2 separate regions of the Homo sapiens genome follow, and region 1 is linked to region 2. The links are chromatin contacts, found by Hi-C or POLR2A ChIA-PET in ENCODE. All regions are on one chromosome and are shown on one strand. The core of a region is the stretch at or near the end of the contact, and the rest is flanking DNA. Distances in the headings are between cores, read along the strand shown.

Region 1 (2,700 bases), core at 173-2,672, 200 kb before region 2:
TCACATAGCAATCAGGATGCGATTTGCAGAAGAATCATAACCACTCAGTCACAGGTCTTGGTAAGCAACAAGCTTTCCAAGTTTCACCTCTAAGAGTTTAAACAGATTAGAGAAAGAACGCTGATGCTCAAGAGCATCCAGAAGCCACTGTGATAATAATTAAGTGCAAAAGAAAATATATCATTACCATCAACAACAAAAATTGGGTACAAGTGGTTAGGAAATACAGCATATGCTAAAATAACAACAAAAACTCCAAAGCAAACAAGAAAAAAAGGTCATTCCAAAGATGAGGGAAAGTGCTGTTCATCTTGTAGCCATAATGTCTTTGGCATCAAAGCTTATAATCACAGATCAAAATATAATGCTGCTCATCAAGAATGCCAAAATGGGGACAAACTGTCTCTGTACACACAGGGGTTATTGGGAACCAAGCAGAAATGAAGCAGAAAATGTGGCCTGTTTCACATTCAAGACAGTAACTGAAGACAGCTTTTGTCTCATTTGCTTAACTTCCTCCTTTTAAAAAGGCAATTATTTCCTGGCACATTTATCTGTCACTTCAATTTAACAGCATCCTGCTAAAAGAGCTGATTATCTAATAATAAAATATATATTAAAAATGGCCAATATTGCTTTTATCACAATCCAAATTTCTCTCCCAAGTTTTAGAAAAGTCTTGTGAAATATGAAAATGGGAAGAAAATACCTTCTGTTTTGTTAACTGTCCAGTTACCTTGCTGGGCTGTGATTGGAGGTGTTACAGTCACGGCTGCCTCTTCGGTCAGTGCTGTCATTGCTGTATTAAGGGGGCAAAAGCATCTTTAACAGAGAGCCTCCTTCTATGTACAAGCAACAGATGGAAAGTATTCTTATTCTGTTTATTCCAATTTCTATTTTTTTAATTTATTACAGTTGAAATCCATAACGTGACTAGGGCAACATACTTACAGTTTCTCATCCATTCCATTGACTATATTAGGATTAAAGCAAATAAAAACCCAATATTTAAGACCATTGATACATTTACATATTAATTAAAAAATAAGAACCCTATAGTATAGTAGCTAAATGTATCAATTACTCTTCAATTGTATAAAGCAAACATTCTGGAGGTCTCAAAAAAGGTGTCAAAATATATTAGGAAAGGAACATACAGGACATAAGAAACTAAATTAATCCACAGATTCATTACTCTGATCTTTGTCATAAAGAACAACTGTTAGAAGCCAACTTCTCTCTAATGCAGAGAAAATAAATTCTATTCACATTTTACACTGATATAAAGTTAACAAAACAAAAGGAAATTACCTACCGTTGAATAAAAGATAGACTGATATTGGAACTCCCAAAGCCATTTCCTGTAGTTGCTTAACTTTCTTTCTCTTATCCTTCTAGACTGACGGGTGGAAGGTTTTTATTGAGCTCTCTGAGTCTTTGTTGCATTTATATTTCATGAAGCGTCATCTGGCAGTTCTTACCAATCAAAAAAATATGTACTTCTGGCAGCAGCAGAAAGCCTCTGGGCGCTCACGCACTTGGTTAGGATACCTGTATTATCTAGCAATGTGATCAAGTTTTCTTTTGAAACACTGGTTTCCTGTTACCTGTGGGCATAATCATGTATGTAAAAGTACTTAAAACAACAAGAACAAAATGTAATTTCAGGAAAGGCTCCCATTGGTGTGAAGAGAACTATACCAGCTCAAACTATGCTAGAAACCTATACGGGAGTTCAACAAACATAACTGCAAATTAGGAAGCAGCATAACCTGTTTCTAAAAGAAATATACCTGAAACTATAGTTGGTTATACCACCTTTTATTACAGACTATAAGTTCCATTTCAAATCAAGATAATTTGTTAATTTAGTTGCAGAGAACAGTTAAATTTGTGAAAACACAGAGGTTTCATATTCCATTTTAGTGTTTGTTTCTTAGTGTTACTATGACAAGTGCTGTAAATAAAATTATTTTTAATAGTATAATATTCACCTTTCTGTCATCCTGCTATTTAACATTTTTCTGAGTAAATGAAATGGGCTGCCATATTCCAGGAACAACAATGCTTAAATCTGCATCCCAATGATTAAGCTACAGAGAACCAGTAAAGTACCAACATAATGATAATAGCAATAATAATAATATTAAAATTCTCCATTAAGAGAAAATTAAGATGACATTTAGTTTGGATACATCCAATGAATAGAAAGTTTCTAAGTTAATACAACATTCAAATTATTTCTCAAGTTCATCTAGTTGTAATTATTAAAGTGGCACTTTAAAGGCCAAAATATGTCATTACAGCTACTATATTTTACAACTACAGAAATTTTCACTTGCCCCAAATTAATATAAATGATTTATAAATATATCTTCCTGAGGCATTGAGTCTTTCTGTCTGGAATTTCAATTCCTTGTATTTTCTTGAAACTTGAAACCTCAAAACCCTAAAAACATATTCAAGTCAAGATAGGTTATCTTTTGCATCATGTCCACTCAGCAAATTAGATTTACCAGAAAGGAGCCCTTTCACTATTCAAATATAAATGTGGTGTTAGAAATCACACAAGAACAAGCTTGTTGAACTCATTATAACTTGGGCAATCACTTGCCACAGGAGTCATCATTTTAAAGTTAAAATAATATAATAGTACTTGGCTCGCTTTAAATGTGTCTACATTTTGCATTTCTACTTTTG
Region 2 (2,780 bases), core at 128-2,627:
AAATAAGTGCACATAGAAATATATCTGGTAGTCAAAAAATATTTGTTGAGTTGAATGAAGATTATCTTGGTCCTAATTATAATGTTAATTAAGATAGACATTGTTGCAGATTTGAAAATGCCCAGAAGAGGAAGCCAGGGATCTGAATTCTAGTACTGATTCTACCACTAACTGCTAATCTGTCTGAAACTCTGTTTACTCACCAGACTAATGAGCAAATTAGACTACATTATTTCTAAGATCCCTTGAATTCCAAAATACACTACCACTTCCCACATTCACTTAGGAATATTTAAACCTCCTGCAGATACACATTTAACTGCTAGTGCACACAGGCTTCAGTTGTTGCTTAGAAAAGATAATGCATTCTGAGATTAGGGCTGATGGGAAGAGATACCAAATTTTCACTTGGTATCTATTAATAGCAATTTGGGGATCAATAGAATGCCTCATGAGTCCCAGAACATGTAGGCATGGGATGCCCAGATTTATGATCCAGAAGAAAAAAATCCTTCATCTTCTAGTATTTCATTCCTAGAGCCTTTGCTTGTTTCAAAATAATAATAATAATAATAATAATAAATAAAAGTGGTATTGCTATCAGTCTAGTGAGAACAACTCCCAAGAATTTTCTGTGCGTGAGAGTTGCCTAGATGATGAAACCCAGGACAAATCAATGAGTGAAAGAGAAAACCAGCTAAAGGGGAAAAAATATTCAAGAGATCCCAGCAGAGGATAATGAGGGCAGAGGACAGAGGCTATAGTAAGGGGAGGAAAAAGAGGATAAAGTTGATACAGATTATGTTTATGCAGAGCTATAAGCCGCGGTGTGTTGGTAAAACAGCTTTCAAATTTAAAAAAAAATCAGATTTGTAGCATTTGCTGATTTCCATAAACACTCCCACTGTGGTCAAATTTATGCTTCCAACAATGAATAACTGGCTATCAAAATTCCTGACCATTTAATAACCTGCTCTTGTAAGCCTGTATGAGCTGGCCAGAGCAATGAGGTAAGTGAGGCTGACTGAGTAGTTCTCACCGACCAAGGGTGAGCTCCTATAGGACCCTCGGGATGGTGACTCTTCAATTACTGAATACTTTTTCTGGGGTTTTCGTTTCTTTTCTTTTACTGAAATTCTCACTATGCTTTGCTTTAGGGAATTGGTATTCATATCCTGTAAGTCAAGGAGAGTTTTTTTGAGTGGGAGCTTGAATAAATTGAAGTGGGTCAACTCTCAAGTGCCAGACACCCCTGTTATGAGGTTTAGATGACAATTACTATTTCTTCAGTGATCCTTGGCCACTCTGAGATGGGAGTGGTCAGGGAGAGAAAGGAATGGAATGTCAGTGAAACCGCTTCCTGTTCTCAGCCTGCCCTGGGGCCTCACTCAATCCCAGCCTTGCATATCAGACCTTGGCCATCCTGTGAAATGAACATTCCTCAGCCCTAGCTTCCAGGAATATTGGATACTAGACTCGAAAATAAACTGATACCATTCACAGGCCAAACCAGAAGAAAACCAGGAAACATATGGCAAAAGAAGTTTTCTTCAAGAAATTATTTTCCATGTCATATTTGCGTAAATTTGTCATGGGCCTGTCACTTCCATGAAGGGGGAAACCAGCATGACTCTAGCATGCTGGCATCCTGGTGCCCTTTGCAGCTAAGGTCAGACTGTTTCTCCTCTTGCTTCTTTTCTGCATTTCTTAGTGGACTCATGACCAGCACATTTGAAGCTATAGATGATTATATTCAACACTGTATGTGCTATGAGTGAGCACCCTGAATTGCACAACAATATTTCATTTGGCTAATATTTCAGTTTGTTGAGTCATAAACCTGACAAGTAGCTACAGCCTACAAAATAGCATTTTCTGACTCAGTGCATGTGAGAGAGAAGTGGGAGCTAAAGGTTCTGCACAGCAGACACTGTTGGCACAACCATCTGACTTCACAGCCTTGTTCTATAATCTAGATTCTTCTCTACTTGACTCAATGGCATTGCTTTATAAATTCAGTGTAAATCTCAGACCTTCAAGAACATATCCCAAAATACATGATGAACAGCATCTGGTGTTCAGCCTTCTTTTCCTCTAACTATGAAAGTTTCCCACCAGGAAATGACAATAGCTGTCAACCTATTAACTCATGAGCAATTTGATGCCTTTTGTGTGAAGAATACAAGTTGAGAAATGAATTTCCTGTTGCTGAAATTCTAATACTTAGAAACTCTTCAATGAACAAACACAAGTATATTCTTTGTATTAGTAGCAGGGATAAAAAGGAGTTTCTTTAAACCAAACAATTTAAGTGTTTTGACAAATGTCAGCATAGTGGGATAGGATCTTAGACCATCAAACAGTGGGTTTTCCTTGTGTTGTAGTTTTTCAAGTGTCTATTGAAGAATCAAGAAATGCTGATTCTTCATTTTTCTTAATCATCTTCCATTGTCTATGTTATCATAAAATGACTAATTAAAATGGTAATTTTAACTAAAATTAATGGCTTTCTCACCTGATGTCTTAACTATTGAAGCGTATTATCTATACTCTCTTTCCCAAGAACATCCTATTCAATTCATTAAGCTCTGTTGGGTTCCAAGCACTTATAAAATGAACTCTGTGTGTAGATAAAAACAGAAATAATTCTTGTTTCAAAAACATAAAAATTCCTCTGAGGGGGTGTCAAAATTAGTACAAATTAAAATATGTTATAATAACCTAGATTTTTTCCAAAATTCATCTTTTCAGTCATCTGTTCTAGGATAATTTTTCATAAT

Evidence for each region. A loop is a pair of places that touch in the nucleus more often than their neighbours do. ChIA-PET counts read pairs that join two places held with the same protein, here RNA polymerase II (POLR2A).
Region 1: a map of MCF 10A shows a loop between it and region 2 (6-fold over the local background). The contact joins the promoter of EPGN here to the enhancer-like site in region 2. A Hi-C loop is called at or near these places in 1 of 168 maps with a recorded cell type or tissue (MCF 10A). POLR2A ChIA-PET finds 5 or more read pairs at or near these places in 1 of 52 experiments (MCF 10A).

Annotation. Positions count from the first base shown.
Region 1 is chr4:74,307,192-74,309,891 of GRCh38, reverse strand. It overlaps EPGN (epithelial mitogen), which reads right to left and starts at 1,422. Exons shown (of 5, transcript NM_001270989.2): 1 at 1,316-1,422; 2 at 710-799. The coding sequence starts at 1,358. All of the region lies in intron 2 of LOC105377276 (a long non-coding RNA gene), which reads left to right.
Region 2 is chr4:74,108,293-74,111,072 of GRCh38, reverse strand. No RefSeq gene overlaps it. Among named protein-coding and RNA genes, the nearest start is that of CXCL2, 10 kb to the right of the region's middle. RefSeq lists an enhancer at 1,267-1,561. Within about 2 kb of position 1,377, at least 21 of the 41 ENCODE cell types and tissues checked have a DNase peak (open chromatin) inside an H3K27ac peak, as active enhancers do.